Regions from separate parts of the Homo sapiens genome. Here region 1 is linked to region 2. A link is a loop called in an ENCODE intact Hi-C map of the cell type or tissue named here. Cell type or tissue: PC-9. All regions are shown on one strand. Links, peaks and the distances in the headings refer to the core of each region. The heading gives the core; the rest is flanking DNA. Region 1 holds the start of CRLF1 (cytokine receptor like factor 1). Region 2 overlaps CRTC1 (CREB regulated transcription coactivator 1).

Region 1 (10,368 bases), core at 2,369-10,368, 160 kb after region 2:
AAACAAAGTGAAGGAGAGGGAGAGTGCTGGGGGAAGGGTGGAGGGCCTCTCTGAGGAGGTGGCACTAATCCTGTGAAGTGATGGAAGAGAAAGGGCCAACTGGGGAAGATGTGGGGAACAGCATTCCAGCAGAGGGAACAGCCAACACGCAGAGGCCCTTCTATAGTAACAAGCCTGGTATGTTTTGGGAAACAGGGCTCCAGTGGCTGGGGCGGAATGAGGGAGAGGAGGGGGAAGAGGAGAGGGAAGAAGAGGAGGGGAGAGGATGGCGAGAGGGTGGCAGGACAAAGATCTGCTTTTTCTTCTTTTAAAAGCTCCCTCTGCCTGGTGTGCCGAGAAAGGCAGAAGGGTTATCAGGGAGGCCCTGGAGGAGGCCGGGAAGCATCCCTGAGGGAGACCGTGGGGCCTGGATCTGAATGGGGTGGGAAAAAGGGGTCAGCATCTCAGAATGGAGATGTGTTTTAGAATCAGAGCCAACAGGATTTGCTGATGAATTGGACATGAGGGATGAGCAAAGGAGAGAGTTGTCACGTGCGCTTCCAGGTCTCTGGCCTGAGCACCTGGATGGATGGGAGAGCCCTTTCCCAAAACCAAAATGACTGGAAGAGAAGCAGAAATGGAGGGAGGAAAAAATCAAGGTTTTGCTCCAGAAGCCTGAAGTCCTCCCAGGAGGGAGTGAGGCGTCTCTATCCACACAGAGAGCATCTGCAGACAGGAGCCATGGGGGAGTAGTGGTGAGTATCCTAAAAACTCAATTCCAGCCAAGGACTGCCACCTCCACTTAACCCTCTGGGTCCCCTGGCAGGTGGGACTATGGCTCCATGTTTCAGAGGGGACAAGCAGGGCTGGGGGTCACCTCTGCTCCAGGATATCCTCCAGTGCTGTGCTAAGGGCTTGGATTGTAGAGACTTCTGCTGCCCTGCGTCTTCCCACAGAAGCTCCTAGACTGGGTGGTGCCCACTGTGCAGAGGAAGAAACTGAGGCACAAAAGGCCTGGTTTCCCGAAGTAAATGGCAGCGTCTCTCCTTGTCTGTCTTCTCCATCCAGAATTCAGATGGAGCAGGGGCGCCCTGGGCCCCTATAGGCTCCCATCCCCCAATCTTGTTTTTTGACAGTCTGGAGTCTGAACTGGAGATTTAAGTAGGAGAGGGTGGGGCTTCAGTCTTGGGCAGACAAATGGGGGCTCCTGAGCCCCCCTCAGACACTTTTACCCCCTTGGCTGGTTGGGGACCAGGAGAGAGAATCCAGGCCTCTAAGGGACTCCTGGAAAAGGGGACTTGGAGCCGTTCCCTTCCCTGGGCGCTGCAGCTGGGGGCGGGGCTGCGACCAAAAGTGGGTAATTGCACCCCCCAACTCTCATTTCAGGCACCCCCATCCGCAGCAGCCTTGGAGGCCAGGAACCCTTTATTCCTGGGCGCCCGCATCGGGTGGGGACCGGGAGGAGGGAGATGAGACGCCCGGACCGGGAGGGGTCCCGAAACTCGAGCAATGGCCAAAAATAATAACACGGAGAAGGCTCTTTGCGCAAAAGAAGGAAGACAAACTATGCGTCGCTCCGGGCAGCCGGCGTTACCTGGAGTCGGCGGGCGGTGGCCGCCGAAGCGATTACTCACCGCGTGGCGCACCCCACCCGCGGGCCGCTGAGTGGATTTTTCCGTGGCGGGGTGTGAATAGGTCCCGGGGAAAGAGCTTCTTACCGCTCTCCTCCTGGGAATCCCTCTTACTGCGGTGCGGGACCCAGTTCCCGCGCAGGCCTGGGTCCCGGCTCCCACAGGGGACTACATCTCCCCGTCTGCCCACGCAGGAGCTCCCTCCCGAGGCCCCCGGGGCGCCCAGAGCAACCTCAAACCCATCCCGCGCGCGAAGGGGACAGCGCAGCCAGGGCGAAGGCGAGGGACTCCGTGCCTTCCTGCTTTTTCTCCTTTCTTCCAGCAAAGCCTGGGGCCGAGGCTACTCGCGGAGAATCGAAAAGAGGCAGGATGAGGTGGGAGGGCTGGAACCCGCGCGCCGAGGGCGTGGGGCTGGGGGTGACTTTTAGGCCCCTGGGAAGGCTGAGGGGCTGGAGATGGGGGTAGGCGGGACTCAAGGACCGCTCGGTGGGGGGGGCGGGGCCAGAGCTGGGGTGGGGGCCGAGACAGAAGATTGGGCCGTGGAAGGGGGAATGGAGGAGTGGGGCAGGGTTGGGGACCAAAGGGGCCACTGAAGAGGCACTGGGCTGAGAGGAGGGTGCAGGGAAGTGGGCAGGGTTATGGAAACGGGATTGGGGGTGCCGGGTCCCAGACTGGGGGTGGGAAGCCTGGAGCTGGCAGGGTTGGAGAGGGAGGTCCTGGGCCGGTAGGGGTTGAGTTAGGGGGCTTTGGGCCGCGGGATAGGGCGCGCGCGGTTCTCGGTGGGGCGGAGGCGGGACGGGCGGGGCGCGCGGTGCCCGCGGGCGGGCGGGCGGCGGGGAGGCCGGTGCGGGGCCCGCCGCCCCCCCGGGGCCGGGCCGGGCCGGGGGCGGGGCCGGGCGGGGCCAGCGGCGCATTAGCGCCTTGTCAATTCGGCTGCTCAGACTTGCTCCGGCCTCCGCGTCCGCGCCCAGCGACGTGCGGGCGGCCTGGCCCGCGCCCTCCCGCGCCCGGCCTGCGTCCCGCGCCCTGCGCCACCGCCGCCGAGCCGCAGCCCGCCGCGCGCCCCCGGCAGCGCCGGCCCCATGCCCGCCGGCCGCCGGGGCCCCGCCGCCCAATCCGCGCGGCGGCCGCCGCCGTTGCTGCCCCTGCTGCTGCTGCTCTGCGTCCTCGGGGCGCCGCGAGCCGGATCAGGAGCCCGTGAGTACCCGGCGCCCCACTCCTTCCCCCCTGCCAGAGCAGAGGGCGGGCGCCCCGGGGGCAGCCGCGGGGGGAGGGGGCGCGGGCGCCACCTGGACGGCCGGGGAACAAAGGAAGGCGCCCCCGGCGCAGCCCTCGGGGCGCCCTCACCTGCGGGGCACACGGCGCCGCAGTCCACTGTCCAGAGAGTCCTGCTTCCGCGCCCGAGGCCCTGTTACCTGGGCAGCTGGGCCGAGGGCGCCAGGCCAGGCCCCCGGGGGCTGGGGGGATCGCGGCCTGAGACCCTCTGCATGCCAGGACGTGGCGGGCGCACGCGTCTGCTTCGGTGGACTCTGGGCCCCTGGGACTGCAGGGCACCGCTCCCAGGCGGGGGCGCACGCGGTTGGCGCGCTGGGTGCGGGCCCCCAGCGGGCCCCCCCAGGCGGAGGGATGAGCCCCACGGGGAGGGCGGGGCTGCAGGGGGGCCGCTCTGGCCGCCTGGCGCGCAGCCCGGGGTCCCGGGGGACTTGTGTCTCCACGGGCCGGCGCCACCGCCCTCCCCCTGCGGGACCCGGCGCACGGGGGTCCGCGGAGTCCCCGCCACCGGCGGCGCTTAGAACCGTTTTCAGCCAGGCTGCGTCGGGCGGAGAGCCTCCAGCGAGAGGAATCTTTGTGAGCGAGTGGGTGAGAGGGAGAGGGAGCGGGAGCCAGTGAGTCCGGGCACCAGCGGGCCCAAACTTTGAGGGGGCCCACTGGGAACCCGCTGCCCTACGGGCCAAGACCCCTGCCCTGGAGGGACTTCTGGCCTCAGGCACTCTGGGGCCCCCCATCCAAGGAACACCCCCGCAAGGATACGTCTCCGTATGCAGACCCGCTCTGGGACACACCCAGAGACACACAAAGAATCACACTGGCTTGTGGCCCGTCACCCTCGCCCTCAAACTCGCGCACACTGCATCCCAGGTGCACATTCGCGCACCATCGCGGACGCACACACATTCCATCCCCGACACACACATTCACGGTCACACACATCCCACAGGGGAGGCGACCCAGGGGCACAGAGGCAGGCACCACTCGCCCCAGATGTTCAGTCACTCCACGCACCCCATCCAGGCGCACGGGCCACCCCGGGGGTCGCCGGGCACACACTGCTCCCAGGCTCATCCACCCTGTGCTGGGCTGTTTGCGGGCTGCCTGTAGGGCTCCTCCGGGAAGGGGCAGGGTCCGGGCATCTTCTAGGGGCACTTGCTGAAAGCCTGGCTCTCCCCTGGCTTTCAGGTGAGGGGCTACCTCGGGCCCTCCCAGGGCCCCTGACGGCTCTGCCAGGCGGTGGGCAGCGCCTGTGAGTGCCACTGTGAGCGCCAAGCTTTGTTTTCAGCCAGTAGAGCAGCAGGCGAAGGTGTAGGGGGTGGGGGGGCACTGTAAGTGTGTTTTTTCCTTTAAGGGGGGAAGAAATTAAATAAAAGATTCTCACACCTCGGCAATATGTTTCTACTTACGGTGTGTCTTAGCACCTGACCAGCAGGCGGGTGGGTCGTAAAGTGTCTGCAGGTACCAGCGGGACGGGAGATGGGGACCCCCGTGGGGACCCTGGGATGGAGGCCACCCTTCCGCCCTGCTTGCAGAGAATCTCACACTTTTCCCTTTTAAAACACATGGTGTTCCTTTTTAATAACGGCAGTGGCTCCAGATTGGGAAAAGAGGAGAGAAAAAACTTTTAAAGGCCCCAGCTCTGCGGGAAAGGAGGGGAGGCAGGGAGTGAAAAGGGAGCTGTTCAAAAGCCCAACCTAGGGATCTGCTTTGGGGAGCCCTAGGAGGCCCTCCAAACCAAGCCAAGCCCCCACCAACTCCGGCTCAGTGGGCTGTTCCCAGCTGCTCCCCTGCCTGGCCTGGAGTGCGTGCATCTCTGTCCCCAGCGCCTTAGCCCATTGTTTGTGGAGGCCTGGAGGGAGTGCCTAGTCAGCCGGGACCCCAGAGCTGGGAGGGGCTGTCATCTTTGCAGCTCCTGGGGGCTTCAGGCTTCTGAGCCCTCTGGACATTGGATTGCAATCACATCTCATTGATCTCCCCAGCAAGTAGAACGTATTTCTCCTCCCATTTTATGGAGGAGAAAATTGAGAACTGGAGAGGGGAAGTCAATTGGCCAGGTTCTCCCACTGGTGTTGCGCCCATATCCCGGGAGGAGAAAGTGTCCTTCTGACCTTACCGGCTGGGGCTAAGGGGGTGGGAGATTGGTCTGTCCAGGCCCGCCTGGCCTTGCCTTCCCCCTACAACCCGTCGCCGCCCGGTGTCCCCCGCCCAGCCCCGGGAGGGCAGCTGCAGCTGCTGGCAAGTGAGCCACGCCGGCCCAGGCCAGGCGGGTGTGGCAGAGGGGCAGCGCCCCCCAGCCAGGACCCCCCAGAGAGCCCCTTCCTGCCCAGGCCAAGCTGGCGGGTGGTGGGGGCAGGAGGAGTGAGACCCACTCTAGAAGGGCTGAGAGGGGCCTGGGGTCTGGGCAGGCCTGGCCGTGCCTCCCACTCTGTTGGGGGGGCCCAGGCAGGAAGCGGTGGGTGGGCCGGGGCAGAGACGCTGGCACACCCGAGTTCATGCAAAAGGAATTCCGAATTAGCGGGCGGCTGGCTGCCTGGGACCTCCAGGGCGGTCCCCTGGCCCCCAGCCCCCCGCCCCCCTCGGCCGCCCCCGCCTCCTCGGCTCTGGCCCGCTCAGCCGGCTCCTTCGCACGGACGCGGAGACCTCCGGCGAGCCCTGGGCCAAGCCCCAAGCGCAACTGCGATTCCAGGCTCCAGCGAGACAGAGCCCTCGAGCCAAGTTTGCCCCGGAAAATCATCAGGGCCGGCCCAAGAACCGTGTCCACCCCACCTCGCCCATCTGGGGCAGTGAGGGCAAGTGCAGGGCAGCGCTGGCATTCAGGGGGCCTCCCTGGGGGCCAGGATCACCCTGTCCTTGGCTGCCATCTCTGCGAAGCTGGGCTGCCCCTGCCTCCTGCAGTCCCTTCTTCCAGCCGCCTGGGGAGTCCTTTTAACGCATATCTCACCGCATCCCTCCCTCCCCGGCTGAGAACCCTGGAATCCCTCCTCCCTGCAGGTCAGGGTCTCTGACCTCTCAAACCTCATTTCCCACCGCTTCTGCCCCAGGACCTTGGCACTTGCAGCTCCCACTGCCTGGACATGCTCTGTTAGATAATGTCACAGCTACTTCTCTTACTTTATTCAGGTCTCTGCTCAAAGGTCACCTCCCCAGACAGGCCTCCCAAGCTTCTGCCGCTGCTCTGTCTTCCTCCAGCCCCTGCTTTACTTTCTCCCCTAGTTATTGTCTTAGATATTTATTTATTCCTTTTTCCTGCTGCTTCCTTGGATTTGATGCCCACAAGGGCAGGACTTTTGTGTGTCTTGGGCATCACCCCAGTGCCCACAGATCCGGACACACTATAGGTACCCTGTGAATGAATAGATGAACGCGTGAACGAACAAAGGCGTGGATGAGTCTTTACAACCACTCTGTGTGGAACGAGAAGCCCCTTTCCAGAGGCTCAAAGAAGTAAAACACTGAGGCCGGGTGCAGTGGCTCACGCCTGTCATCCCAGCACTTTGGGAGGCCAAGGCGGGTGGATCACTGGAGGTCAAGAGTTCGAGACCAGCCTGGCCAACATGGCGAAACTCCGTCTCTCCTAAAAATACAAAAATTAGCTGGGTGTGGAGGTTATGGTGAGCCGAGATTGTGCCACTGCACTCCAGCCTGGGTGACAGAGTGAGACTCTGTCTCAAAAAAAAAAAAAAGTAGAACACTGAGTCAGGCTGGGGGCATTCGAGTCCAGGTCAACTTGGTTTAAAGATCTCATGGGAAAATATTGTCTCCAACAATATTTTCACTCCTCTCAAACAACCTCATGAGGTTTGTTTTGTTGGTTTTTATAAATTTAAATCTAAATTTTTTATTTCTTTTTTGAGACAGGGTCTCACTGTCACCCAGGCTGGAGTGCAGTGGTGCAGTCATGGCTCACTGCAGCCTCAACTTCCCGGGCTCCAGCGATCCTCCTGCCTCAGCCTCCCAAGTAGCTAAGACCACAGGCATGGGGCCACCACCCCCTCCCCACCTGGCTAATTTTTGTATTTTTGGTAGAGACAGGGTTTCACCATGTTGCCCAGGCTGTCTCAAACTCTTGACCTCACGTGATCCTCCCACCTCAGCCTCTCAAAGTGCTGGGATTACAGGCATGAGCCACCGCACCCAGCCAACCCCATGACATTGACGCCATGATGTCCACTTTCCAGATGGGGAAACTGAGACTCAGAGAGGCATTGGGAGGTTGGCCTGTGCACCCCCTCCTCCTCTGGGCCTTGGTTTCCCTATGGACAAGGTTCTGGTCTCCAGAAGGGGAACTCCTGGGCTGCCCTGATGGCCAGCAGGAGAGAGAGGCATCAACCACCCATGGGCGTCCCCAAGTTTCCTGTGCCTAGTACCTGACTCACACACAACCTGGTTCAGGAAGTCCTTTCCCCTCTGACTTTCACAATACCCCAGGAGACAAAGAGCTTTCTCGTTCTCACTTTGCAGATGAGGAAAACTGAGTGGAGGGAAACAGCGATGATGTCAAGTCCCTTTGGATGGGAGTTGGGGACGTGCAGTTTGCCAGGGCTGCCTTTAGTTCCAGAGGTAGGCAGTGTGGAACAGAACTTTGGAGACCAGAAAATCTGGGCCTAACTAGTATGGCCTTCCCTCATTCCAGCAAGGAAACTCCATCTTTCAGAGCCGGAGTTTTTTCATCTTTAACATATAAGCAGGATTGGCCGAGAAAATGTAGGTAGTCTTAGCCCAGTATTCAGAACACAACAAGTGCTCAATAAATGGTGCTGTTAGGCCAGGCGCAATGACTCACGCCTGTCATCCCAGCACTTCGGGAGGCTGAGGCGAGTGGATCACTTGATGTCAGGAGTTCGAGACCAGCCTGGCCAACATGGCGATTCTTGGACTCTACTAAAAATACAGGCTGGGCGCGGTGGTTCACCCCTGTAATCCCAGCACTTTGGGAGGCTGAGGCAGGCGGATCACAAGGTCAGGAGTTCGAAACCAGCCTGACCAGCACGGTGAAACCACATCTCTACTAAAAATACAAAAATTAGCCGGGCACGGTGATGTGTGCCTGTAATCCCAGCTACTCGGGAGGCTGACGCAGGAGAATCACTTGAACCTGGGAGGCGGAGATTGCGGTGAGCCGAGATCGTGCCATTGCACTCCAGCCTGGGCAACAAGAGCAAAACTCCGTCTCAAAAAAAAAAAAAACATGGTGCTCTTAATGATTCAAGTAAGGGTCAGGGCTTTCATTTTAAGCAGTGCCCTTCCCCCACAGAAACACCTACTATGTGTGAGGCTCTGGGAGCATCACAGGAAGAACCCACAATCTTTTGTTTCTAGTTGCCAAAAAAGAAAAACAAAATGAGAATGAAAAATAAAGAAGGCTAGGCACCGAAGCTCATGCCTGTGATCCCAGGACTTTGGGAGGCCAAGGTGGGAGGATCGCTTGAGGCCAGGAGTTCAAGACCGGCCTGAGCAAACTAGCGAGACCTCATCTCTAAAAAAATATTTAAAAATCAGCCAGGTGTGGTGGTGCACACCTGTAGTCCCAGCTACTTGGGAGCTGAGATGAGGGAGGATCACTTGAACCCAGGAGATCGAGGCTGCAGTGAGCTATGATCGTGCCACTGCACTCCAGCCTGGCCAACAGAGTGAGACCCTGTCGCTAAAAAAATAAAAAGCAAAGCATGCCTGGGTGTATTGGCTCACTCCTGTAATCCCAGCACTTTGAGAGGCCGAGGGAGGTGGATCACGAGGTCAGGAGTTCAAGACCAGCCTGGCCAATATGGTGAAACCCCGTCTCTACTAAAAATACAAAACTTGGCCAGGCGCAGTGGCTCACGCCTGTAATCCCAGCACTTTGGGAGGCCCATACGGATGGATCATGAGGTCAGGAGATCGAGACCATCCTGGCTAACATGCTGAAACCCCGTCTCTACTAAAAATACAAAAAATTAGCCAGGCGTGGTGGCGGGCGCGTAGTCCTAGCTACTTGGGAGGCTGAGGCAGGAGAATGGCATGATCCCGGGAGGCGGAGCTTGCAGTGAGCCGAGATCGTGCCACTGCACTCCAGCCTGGGCGACAGAGCAAGACTGCGTCTCAAAAAAAAAAAAATACAAAAGTTAGTCAGGCATGGTGGTGCACACCTGAAGTCCCAGCTACTCGGGAGGCTGAGGCAGAAGAATTGCTTGGACCCGGGAGGCGGAGGTTGCAGTGAGCCGAGATCGTGCCACTGCACTCCAGCCTGGGCGACAGAGCGAGACTCCGTCTCAAAAAAAAAAAGCAAAGCATAGTGTTTGTCATAACGATGTGCTAAGCAAGAGTCACTTGGATCCGAATGAGCCTCTATGCCCGAGTTGTGTGACCCCTCAGAGAACCTTAAGCATGTCAGTGATGAAGAGTTTTGGAAGGATCCAGTGTTGGAGTCAGACAGACCTGGACAACTCCAGGTCTGTCAGTTTGGCCACCAGTGTTGCCCTGGGCATTTAACCCAACTGATCTCTACCTTCCCTATCTGTAAAATGGGGGACAATCATTAACAGCGTCTTTTCAGGACCACCATGAACCCTGGAGGTCCTGGCATGGTTGGGGGCTTGGAGGGTCCCCGCCCTGGCCTGACACGTGTTCCTCTTTGACCCCAGACACAGCTGTGATCAGTCCCCAGGATCCCACGCTTCTCATCGGCTCCTCCCTGCTGGCCACCTGCTCAGTGCACGGAGACCCACCAGGAGCCACCGCCGAGGGCCTCTACTGGACCCTCAACGGGCGCCGCCTGCCCCCTGAGCTCTCCCGTGTACTCAACGCCTCCACCTTGGCTCTGGCCCTGGCCAACCTCAATGGGTCCAGGCAGCGGTCGGGGGACAACCTCGTGTGCCACGCCCGTGACGGCAGCATCCTGGCTGGCTCCTGCCTCTATGTTGGCCGTAAGTTGGCACCCAGGACACCCCAGGGGTAGCTCTTGGGAGCGGCATCTCCCTCTGGAGTGAGGCATGAATTGTGGGCCTTCTGGCCTGGGGATGAGCTGTGGGCACACTGGCATGGCTATGCAGGTCTTTCAGGTGGGAATGAGAACCTGGAGACCCGGTCGGGCAAGGTGGCTCATGTCTGTAAGCCCAGCACTTTGGGAGGCTGAGGTGGGTGGATCACTTGAAGCCAGGAGTTCGAGGCCAGGCTGGCCTACATGGCGAAACCCCATCTCTACTAAAAATACAATACTTAGCCAGGCGTGCTGACAGGCACCTGTAATCCCAGCTACTTGGGAGGCTGAGACAGGAGAATTGCTTGAACCCAGGAGGCGGAAGTTGCAGTGAGCTGAGATGGCACCATTGCACTCCAGCCTGGGGGACAGAGCGAGACTTTGCCTCGAAAAAAGAAAAAGAACCCGGAGATCGAGTCACCAGCCTCTCAAGAGCCCTTGCAGTTGTCACACCAACTGTGCTGGCATTTCTCAGCACAGGGCTGAGACTGTCCTGTCTGCCCTCCTTCCACTCCAAGGTGGGGGCCTGGT
Region 2 (10,930 bases), core at 2,055-10,054:
TGGTCTGAGCTGCAGCCCCCAGCCCTGGGCCCCAGGCGCTGTGCCCAACGGGCTGCCGCCTCTTGGACTGGCCTCGTCTTTCCTTCTCTGATAAGCTCACGTCATCCCCGGCCCCCGGCCTGCGCCCTGGCCCTGAGAACGCCGTACTCTTCTTGCCTCCTAGGAAGCCTGGCTTCAGGTGGGAGGGGCCAGAGAGGCCAAGAAGGGGTGCTCGGCAGTTAAACATGGGGTGGCCCACCTTGGGTGGAATCTGGGGCCAGCCACCTGCTCGTGCCTCAGTTTCTCCATCTCTACAGGGAGTGACAGTCTCAGTTTGATTCCAAGGGGTAGCCCCGTGGAGAGGTGGGCCCAGGCAGCGTTCGCTGGGGTTCTGACCCCTGGCCCATGCAGCAGGTAACCCGACTGTTCTGCAGCCCCCGGGCTGTCCTCTACAAGACCCCCAGTCAGGCCCCGAGGGACCCCACCCTGGGCTTACCGAGGCGATGTCGATCCCCATCGATGGCTGGCCAGGGTTCTCTGGGGGGGACTGGGGGAGAGAGGACGGTACCGTGACTGCAAGCGGGGGCGGCTGTGGCCCACGAGTCAGGCTGGCGCTGGGCAACAGGGGGCCACCAGGGGGCAGGCGGACGGGCGCCTGTGGGGGTGGCGGGGGTGGTGGCTGCTGGGACGCGGGTGGAGGAGGCGGCGGGGGCTGGGGCTGCGGCGGTGGCTGCTGGGAGCCCGCCTGGGTGAAGAAGGCGTAGGGCAGCTGCTGCTCCAGAGACAGGGCGTCCATGGCTACAGCCTGCAGGAGAGGAGAGCGTCAGGCAGGGCGGGCCCTGGTTGTCAGCGCCTGGCCCCCTCGGGCCCCCATAGCCTGGCATGCTCAGCAGGCGAGGTGGAAGGGCCCTGTGATCACAGGCAGCCCCTGGGCTGGGTGCTCCTCACGATGAGGGAGCCCAGGCTAGAGAGGGTGGGCCTCACGCAGGGCCCCAAGGGGGTCAGCTGGAGCTGGGCAGGACCTGACCTCCTCCAGCTTGTTGTGCCTGCACCCGCACTACATGCCGTGCAGCTCAGGCCAGTCCACCAGCTGCAGGGCAAGCCCAGGATGGCCATCCCTGGTGGCTCAGTGAGCAGCCAGCTCCCAGCCCCTGTGGGTGCTGCGGGGAAACCTCAAGTGATCCACTGGCCTTGCCTTCCCAAACCCCCCCGCCCAAAGCCTTGCCCACTCTGGGGATGCTGGAGAGGCTGGGGTTGCTGGAGATACCAGCATGGCCCCTCACCAAGGGCTGGCTCAGGCCTTCGCAGAGCTGGAAAGAGGAAAATCAATAAGAGGGAAGTGTGTGACGTTCACTGTCTGTGTGGAAACTCACAGCCAGGGGCTACCAAGCTGACAGTCCTTGGGAAAGGTGGGGTCCCTGCCCTCTAAGAAAGGCTGAGCGTGCCCAGGAGCTATGGAACAAAAACCACTTAGCAGGATGCCCGGCCTCTGAGGACCAGTGGGTCATTTGTGAAGAGAAAGGAGTTTCCAGATAGAGGGAAGGGGCAGGTGTCAGATTAAGACAGCCTAGCTCACAAAGTGGCTGAAGACACAGCTGCCAGGAGCCAGCGCCCACAGCTCTGTCTGGATCTTGATCTGAATAAGACACCTTTGTAAGCAGACAGGAGACATGGGGGCCGAGGGGCGGGGAGAAATGGAGTCCGGGCCGGGCATTGCCAGGTACCAAGGAACTACCATTAACTTCGTTGTAGGTGGACAATGCCACTGTGGTTACATTAAAAACAAACAAGTGACGGGCGCGGTGGCTCACACCTGCAATCCCAGCACTTCGGAAAGCTGAGACAGGGTGATCACTTGAGGTTGGGAGTTTGAGACCAGCCTGGTCAACAAGACGAAACTCTGTCTCTACTAAAAATACAAAACTCAGCTGGGCATGGTAGGCACATGCCTGTAATCCCAGCTACTTGGGAGGCTAGCACGAAAATCGCTTGAACCTGGGAGGCAGAGGCTGCAGGAGAGCCAAGAGCACGCCACTGCACTCCAGCCTGGGCGACAGAGTGAGACTCTGTCTCAAAAAAAAAATTAAATTAAAATTAAAAAATAAAAAAATTTTAAAAATGTCAAAGTTCTCTGTTAGGGTTTTTTTGTTTTGTTTTTAAAAAGACAAAATGGATAAATTTCTAGAAATGCACAAATGACCAAAACTGACTCAAGAAAAAACAGAAAACCTGAATAGCCTTATAAGAAGGAGATGAGATTGGAAACTTCCCAACACATTTGAGCTAAGACACAGGTGGCTGCACTGGTGAATTTTACCAAACCTGGGACTACAGGAATTTACCATTACACCCGCCTAATTTTACCAAACTTTTAAAGAGGAATTAAAAATACTTCCAAAAAATAGAAGAGAAGTGAACATTCCTAACTCATTCTATGAAGCTGCATTGATTAGGTAAAAAAGAGGGAAGATTCAAATTACTAAAATCAGAAAATGAAAATGGGAACTTTGCTACCAACTTTACGTAAATAAAAAGGATTACAAGGCTGGGTGTGGTGGCTCACGCCTATAGTCCCAGCACTTTGGGAGGCCGAGGTGGGCAGATTGCCTGAGGCCAGGAGTTCGAGACCAGCCTGGCCAACATGGCAAAACCCCATCTCTATTATTATTTTTTTTAATTAGCCAGGCGTGGTGGCGGTCACCTGTAATCCCAGCTACTCAGGTGGCTGAGGCACAAGAATTGCTTGAAATTGGGAGGCAGAGTTGCAATGAACCAAGATCACGCCACTGCACTCCACCCTGGGTGACAGAGCGAGACTCTGTCTCAAAAATTTTTTTAAAAAAGGGATTACGGTCAGGCGCGGTGGCTCACATCTGTAATCCCAGCACTTTTGGAGGCCAAAGGAGGCAGATCACTTGAAGTCAGGAGTTCGAGACCAGCCTGGCCAGCATGGTGAAACCCCATCTCTACTAAAAATACCAAAAAAAAAAAAAAAAAAAAAATTAGCCAGGCATGGTAGCACATGCCTGTAGTCCCAGCTACTTGGAAGGCTGAGGCAGGTGAATGGCTTGAACCCAGGAAGCAAGGTTGCCGTGAGCCGAGATCATGCCACTGCACTCCAGCCTGGGCTACAGAGCAAAACTTCGTCTTAAAAAAAAAAAAAAAGGATTACAAAAGAGTATTATGAAAAATTTTCTGCCATCAAGTTGGATAGCAAAGACGAAATGGACAAATTCCTAGACACATACAAACTACCCAAAAAAGTAGACAAGCAAATACAGCAAATTGAAAAATCAAAAGCTAACCTCTTGAGTTTTTTCTTTTTTTTTGAAACAGAGTCTCACTCTGTCTCCCAGGGTAGAGTGCAGTGGTGTGATCATGGCTCACTGCAGCCTCCACCCCCTGGGCTCAAGTGATCCTCTCATCTTAGCCTCCCTAGTAGCTGGGACCACAGGCGCACACCACCATGCCCAGCTAATTTTTGTATTTTTTGTAGAGACGAGGTTTCACCATGTTGGCCAGGCTGGTCTCGAACTCCTGACCTCAACTGATCCACCCGCCTCAGCCTCCCAAAGTGCTGGGATTACAGGCATGAGCTACGGCACCCGGCTTGAAAATTTGATAATAAAAACTAAAAGTGTTGGGAGCATTCTCAAGGTTTTGTGGCCTCCTGGAAGGAACAGGAGGCCTTCTAAGAGGTAGAGCCAGGCCTCCACCTTTCCCTTTCCCCCTCCCACCTGCCCCCCACCTTGCCCTCGCACCTGAGTGATGGGTGACAGCGGGGACAGGGTGGGCGATGCCTGCTGACGCCTTGCCTCTGTGCTCAGGGACAGGGGGCTGACGCCAGCTGGGCGGTGCTGTGGAGAGGAGCCAGGTGTGCTCATTCCTAGAGAGGAAGTAGGAGGGAGGGAGAGCAGGTGTGAGACTGATCACTGAGAAAGGGCTGCTTACACACCCACAGTCACACTGCATGGGAATAGCTCAACTGCTCAGACAGAAGCCCATGGACATGTCCCAACTGCCAAACCTGGGCACCCCCCGAAGGCCCTGATTCCTGACCCGAGGGTCCCACAGTCCTGCAGAGTCTGTTCTCCTTCCTTCCAGGAAGGGGGTGTCTCACAGCCAGCCAACCAGCACATCCCCATCTCTGGAGCATAAGATTGGCCCCCAGATGGGCATGTAACCAGGCTGGCCCAATGAGAGCCTTCCCAGGGGCTTTGGATGGAATTCCAGGAAGGGCTGTCTGAAGCCGTGTGTGGGGCATCCTGTGGCGAGGTGAGGAGCCAGCTGAAGGGCTGCAGGGGAGAGGCAGCATCTGAGCCTGCTTCCCACTTTCAGGAGACAATAAATGGTTTTTTTTGGCTGAAAATGGCTTGGGTTGTGGTTAGCTTCAAGCCAGCAGGCCCTGCCCAATGCTGTGGTTTTGCCCACCACCTCGTGGATCTTGCCCTCCTTCAGTGAATGTGCCCATTCCTGCAGCTGCTTCTCTTGGCCCCCAGACCTGAGCACCTGCTATCCCCTATGTCCCACAGCCACTTCCTCCTCCCCAGACCTGGTGCATTCCCCAAGCTGCAGTGCCACCCATCAGGCTGTCTGAACTAAAGAATGTCACTCCTTAACATCCTTCCCCCTCTCTGCCCTGGGGTCTGACACATCATTCCTGCTGGAGGTCCTGCCAGGAGCCGCCTCATCACCCCTTCCCTCACCCCGGCCCCGAAGGCCCTTGCACTGAGCAACCCAATCCTTGGATTCTGCTGCAGTGATGAAGCTGGGTGAGGTCAAGTTCAACATGGCAGTAGCTGGGGCTGGCTGGGTTATTGTGGGCACCATGCCAGGCAGGCAACAGGCCCCTCGATGGCAGGAGGACCCCTGCGAGCCTGGCCTGACCCCCATCCACTCTGGAGACTTGGTTCCCTGGTTGGTGAGATGGCGACGATAACAGCCGCCCTCTCCGGTTCAAAGTGAGGCCCTGGTGAGGTCAGGAGCAGTCTCTGAAGAGCATCTGGCCTGCAGTCAAGGCGGGGGTGAAGCCGCCTGACTCACCCCAGGAGATCTGGGCACCAGATTAACCTTGTTCCGGCAGATGAGACGGCGGGTGCGTGGGCCCATGGGAACACACCCGACAAGCGCCGAGGGGAGATGACAGCCTTGTCCGTGCCCAGGGCAGCTGCTCACCGGGGCGAGCTCGGTCACGCCTGCACTTCCCCTCGGATGCCCTGGCAGCTCTGCTTGGCTGCGCACTGTGGGAGGAAGCCTGGTGCTGTTGACTGCTCCCCAGGCAGCAAGCGCCCTTTGCAGGCCCTGGCGTCCAGGGAGGCATCAACAGAGGCCTGGACGGGAGGATGTGGGGGAAGCCTGCTCAGAGCACACTCAGAGTCACGACCCTGGGCCACTCCCTCATCTTCTCCTGAGTGTCCGCCACTTCGTGCGTCCAGCAGGCCGAGAGATGCTCAGTGCCCAGGTCAGAAGCAGAGGTCGGGCTCGGTACAAAGTAGGGGCAAACGTCAGGAGCGTGTGAGGGTATGGATGTGGGACGACAGGGGCGGGTGGGGCCTGAGGCAAACCAGAGCACTGTGGCCCGTCTCGAGGTGCAAGACATCGGCCATGGCCACTGGGCTGTCTGATTCTTCAAGAGCAGCCAGAAATCTGGTGTTCTACGGGCATTCCCCTGGTTTTTCAATGTTGATTCTAAGTACAGTCAAGCATCACTTAACAATGGGGGTGACTTCTGAAAAAACGCGTTGTCCGGCGATTTCATGGCTGTGCATGAGGATCACAGGGCAACTTACACAAACCTGGATGGCAGAGCCTCTGCACACCTCGGCCAGACGGTAGGGCCCTTGTTCCCAGGCTACAAACCTGTACAGGGTGACCGTCCTGAATACCGTCGGCCAGGCACAGTGGCTCACGCCTGTAATCCCAGCACTTTGGGAGGCTGAGGCAGGCGGATCACCTGAGGGCAGGAGTTTGAGATTGGCCTGGCCAATGTGGTGAAACCCCGTATCTACTAAAAATACAAAAATTAGCCAGGCGTGGTGGTGGGCGCCTGTACTCCCAGCTACTCGGGAGGTTGACGTAGGAGAATCGCTTGGGACTGGGAGGCGAAGGTTGCAGTGAGCCGAGATCACACCACTGCACTCCAGCCTGGGTGACAGAGTGAGACTTTGTCTCAAAAAAAAGAAAAAAAAAATTAAAAACAGTAGGCAACTGTAGCACAATGGTAAGGACTTGTGTGTCTAAGCCTAGAAAAGGAGCAGTAAGACACAGCATTATACTCTGATGGGGCCACTGCCGATTATGTGGTTTGCTGTTGTCAGAAACGTCAAGATGTGGCGTGTGGCTGTATTACAGATGCACAACTGTGGGCCCACACGAAACATACCATGGGCTGGATTTGGCCCTTGGGCTGCCAGTCTCTAATGTCTGCCCTGAATACAAGGGAGTTTTTAATCTTCCACTGGCTGCAAAGTGAGCTCTCGGCCACCCCTGGAGAGGCCAGTTGGCCCAGGAGGGCGGACGGGAGCCTTGCTGTTGAATTCCTTTTGGCAACCTGGCTCACCTTTGGGAACAGGCACAGAGCCAGCTGGAGGGGAAGTCTGGAGCGGGCAGGGAGAGCTGCCAGGGGAGGGCGGGCCAGGTGTCAGGGCCCGCCCGGCCTCAAAGCTGGGCCAGGAAGGAGGAGCCAGGGCCTGCCCTCCTCCTGCACTCTGGAAAGCAGCCAGGGATATGGGAAATGTAGATGGAGCCAAGCGGGGTACTGTCTCCTCGGCCGCGAAGGCCTCTGTCTTCCTTCCTGAGGGAGCTCACGTTCTGACTGGCGGGTGGGCTTGCGAGGAGGGAGGGGGCCACCTTCGTGTGTGCCAGGGGCCGGCAGCTCGGCTTGATTTAAAAGGCGTCCAGAAAGCAAAGCCCCTGCCAGGCGAGCTGCTTGGGCGGCAGGTTCACAAACAACCCAACACATGTCAGGCATTACCGGGCCGCTCTGGCCAGCGCCGGCTCCAGCTTCCACGTATGTTGTGTGTTTCCTTGTGCTTGTTTAGACTGGGTGCCTGCTGGAGGTGCGCAGCTCCCGGGCGGGCGCTGGGGACCTGCCAAGGACCCTCCAGCGGGAAGGGGGCCATGTGCTCTGGTGGCCGTGAAGAGATGTGAGGGGAAAAGCAGGGGCTGGGAGATGGTGGCTTCTATGCGGGGCAGGGGTACCTGCAGCCCCAGCGCTGACCTTCAGCTTTCTGGTTCTGCGCAGGTGCGTGTGGATGCCGCCTGCCTGGCCCTGTCTATCTGGAGACAATGAAGAGGGCTCCTCCGAATCGGCTGTGTTTTCTGGGCCTTCTCTGGTGCCCTCTGTCCAGTGGCAGAGCCCCGCGGGCCCAGGGCCCAGGGCCCAGGTGTGGGAGTCAGAATGCAGCCTCAATGCGCTCGGGCTGGGGCCCTGTTCCCTCTTCACTATTCTAGTCCCCATGCCCTCCTCCAAAAAACCCAGGAACATTCACGCCACCCTCCACGCCCCTTGCCTGCCCCTGGCCCTGCTGGCACCAAAGCCAGGAACGCCTCCAGGCTCCTCCCTCTCCTTCACTCCCTGCATCAACCCAGCTCCCAGGCTGGCCAATTTCACCCTGGAGTCTCCAGGCAGAGCCCCCAATTGGGGTGCTGTCCTGCTCCAGTGGCCGCCCCTCCCAAAAGCTCCTTCTTCCAGGGCAGCCAGGGGGACTCCGCCAGTTACAAATGTAAGCATGTGACTATCTCATAGAAAGCCCTGCCTGGTGCTGCCTTCCAAGCCTGGGGCAGAGGCAGGATGGGCTGGTGGAGTGGGCCGGGGCCGGTTCATTCTCCAGCTCTGGGGCAAGACAGAGCACAGCAAGGTGGCGTCTGTCACCCCCACCCCCAGTGCATCCCCCACAGCCCCTCCAGCCTGTCCCACCCCCCAGGACTAGTTGGGGCCACGCCATTTCTCCTCCTTGGAAGCCAGGTGCCTGCCACCCCCGGGATGCAGGTCACACACTGCACAGCCAATGGGGACGCAGGCAACAGCTAAGGACGGAGCAGCAACGTGGGCCAGGGCAGGGGTGCAGGAAAGCAACGCGGCAGTAGAGGCCAGGGCCGGGACGGCCTTGCCAAGGGGACTAGCTCTGACCAGGGCAGGGCAGGGCAGGGGAGGGAGGGAGGCCTGCAGCCTCCTGGAGAGGAAGGACTACATGTGCAGAGGCCCTGAGGTGGGACTGGGGCTAAGTTCAGAGGGTGGAGGGTGGGCCAGGGTGGACATCCCAGACCCTGGAGGCCTCAGGCTTTCACTGAGAGGGAGCTGGGGGCCGTGCGAGGTCCCAAGTGGAGGAAGCCATGGCTGGTGGCTGTTCTAGGTGGGGAGGGGGCTGGGGGCCTGGGGAGAGGAGCCAGGTCAGGCCAGGTCCTGAGGGCGGAACCGACAGGACACGCTGACAATGGGTCAGGTCCATGTCTGGGAAAGGACAGAGGAGTTGGGGGACACCTCTGCAATCAGTGCAGCCACAGGAGGGGGGTCCCGGGGGAGCAGGGCGGCAGCAGCGCCAGGAGCTATTGGGACGGGCGAGGGGCCTGTGCGACGTCCCTGTGGATGTGGCTGAGGAAGAAAGGAGTGTGGAGCTGGAGACGGGTGGGGGTGGTGGTGCTGGGATGTGACAAGTAGGTGGTCACTGTCAGATGTCGGGTGGAGGAAGCAGGTCAGGCCTGGTCCCGCCCCCCAATGAGGGGCTGGGGTCGAGGAGGGGCGGAGGGAAGGCCTGGCCCACCCCAGCTGCGTTAAAACTCCCAGGGCTTCCCTCCTGGACTCCCCAAAGCACCATCACACACCCTCAAACCCACTGTCTGGTGTCTGGGGGCACCAGGCACTCCTTTCCACCAGGCCTGTACCCAGGCCCCACCCCTACCTGGGATGCCTGTGCCCGCTGGGTCAGCCTGTCGGCCGCCCCCCAGCCCTGTCCCCCATGCCCTAGTATTTGGAACGGGACTCTGCCAAGTCATCCTGCAGATGCCCGTGTTGTCTCCACAAGCCAGTGCTCTGTCCGAGGGCGGAGTGTCCCTGCCTTACCCTGGCCGGCGCCACCGATGCCCAGGTGCGTCAGGTTGGCCGCGAGGTTGCCGGTGCTGCTGGAGCTGCTCAGTGCAGGGAAGGTGGGCTCCTCGGGGTCCAGCGGGGTCGGGAGCGGGGAGGGGAAGTGGATGTTGGTCAGGTCGGGCAGGGACCCCCCTGTGTTGTGGGTGGCGGGGATCAGGGCTGTAGTGTTTTCCTGGTCGGCAGACGGGAAGATGCTGGGAAAAGGCCAGAGGCAGGCAGGAGGTGAGCTCATGGGGCGGGGCTGGCGGCGGGGACAGGGGGCTGGCGGGAGAAAATCAGCGGGTGCAAAAGGCCACCCCCCATCAGGTGCCGTGTGCTTGGGAAACCACTGTTGGCTGGCACCAGGCTGAGACCTTGGAAAGCAGCCTATCACCCGGTGAGGACGGTGGGGGGCCTGGGGGCAGCAACCTCCCTGAACCCAGGAGAGGGCATCATCCCTGGGAATGAGGTGCCTGAGGGGTGGGCATGTGGGGGCTCTGTCACTGGCCTCTGGTCACACAGTGTCCCTCTTGCAGGGACTTGCAACCTCAAGAGAGTGGACAGAATGCCCCAGGGTGGACGGAGCAGCGCAGCAGATGCAGTGTGCGGGGTGGGCCCTGTGGAGACTTACTTGATTCCGGGGACCTCACAGGACTTGGGCCTGGACCCCGTCTGAAAGAGAAGACAGGAGAGCCTGAGCCCTGGGGCACACCCTGTGGGGCCCTCCTCCTGGGCACTGGGCCTCCTTGAAACGGCTGATCTTCCCACAAAGCCCAGAGATGCATCATGAGAACCAAGCTTGCTGGGGCCGCAGAGCCCCACAGATGGAGGACAGGGGCACCGCCCCAGGGTGGAGGGGCGGGCCCCAGACATGCCCAGCGCGAAGCCAAGAGTTGCACAGAGAGGGTCTCCCTATGGGTCCCCTCCCCCTGCTCCTGCCCTCAGTGGGCAGTCTCTTTTCAGAGGAGTCTGGGGAGAACATGGCATGTGGATCTTTTTAAATTTTTATTCTATTTCATAGAGACAGGATCTCACTTTGTCACCCAGGCTAGAGTGCAGTGGTGTGATCACAGCTCGCCGCAGCCTCAACCTCCTGAGCTCATGATCTTCCCGCCTCAGCCTCCCGAGTGGCTGGGACCATAGGCACGCGTCACTGCACTGCGCCCGGCTGCTTTTTAAATTTTGTGTAAAGCGCCTCTTGACACTCCCAACGCTGTACCACAGCAGTCAGCAGCCAGCACAGTAGAGGGGCCTCTGCTAAGCTGGCCGCCCTAAGCCCTGGTACCCGAGGCTAAGTGTCCCTAGAGCTGTCCCCAACCATCCATGCTGTTCCCAGATCATGGTGGCAGGGGTTCCGGGGGCAGGAGTTGCCTCTGTCCAGTGCCCACCAGGCAAGTTTGTGAGCAGCCACCAGTCTCCAGGGAGTGAATCAAGCCCAAGGCCCAAAGGAGGGAAGAACTGAGTCAGGGGAGACCCAGGAAGCTTGGACCTGATGCCCTAAACTCAGTTCAGAGGTCACTGCCCCTGTCTTGGGGCTGACCAGCTTTGCAGCAGAGACCTAGACATGTGACTTCCCCGGGGACCCTCAGGGTCTGCTACTTCCTGAGAGTCCCGAGACGTCCCTCTGCTATGTGGGCAGCCACACTCATCCCCCACTGACTAGGGCTTGGGTAGCCCTCAGCATGACACTGGTTTTTCTGCTTGGCTGAGGAGCACTGTCAGGACACTTTCGGGACATGGACATGGTGTATGGAAAGGGCCCACAATAGGCTCCTCTTGGACTGTGGCCCACAGAGCCTTTGAAGTTCAGGGTCTCGGGAAGGGCTCCTCTGCCTTTTTTTTCTTTCTTTTTTTTTTTTTTTAGAGACGGAGTCTCACTCTGTC

What was found. Peaks named below come from ENCODE experiments on the same cell type or tissue, not always from the same donor. Only the 100,000 strongest peaks of a DNase experiment are listed, where the experiment ranks them.
Region 1: it touches region 2 in a loop (3-fold over the local background); 5 of 110 quality-filtered maps call a loop at or near these places.

Annotation. Positions count from the first base shown.
Region 1 is chr19:18,598,981-18,609,348 of GRCh38, reverse strand. It overlaps CRLF1 (cytokine receptor like factor 1), which reads left to right and starts at 2,550. Exons shown (of 9, transcript NM_004750.5): 1 at 2,550-2,807; 2 at 9,503-9,784. The coding sequence starts at 2,693. RefSeq lists an enhancer at 2,510-3,428. In PC-9, for the core only: no CTCF peak of the experiment used is centred there; a DNase peak (open chromatin) is centred at 7,308; H3K4me3 peaks cover 31 bases; H3K27me3 peaks cover 1,816 bases.
Region 2 is chr19:18,758,339-18,769,268 of GRCh38, reverse strand. It overlaps CRTC1 (CREB regulated transcription coactivator 1), which reads right to left. Exons shown (of 14, transcript NM_015321.3): 7 at 9,678-9,718; 8 at 9,041-9,261; 9 at 3,741-3,865; 10 at 476-784. Among named protein-coding and RNA genes, the nearest start is that of COMP, 28 kb to the left of the region's middle. RefSeq lists enhancers at 1-664, 665-1,542. In PC-9, for the core only: no CTCF peak of the experiment used is centred there; DNase peaks (open chromatin) are centred at 4,628, 5,018 and 6,568; H3K27ac peaks cover 1,532 bases.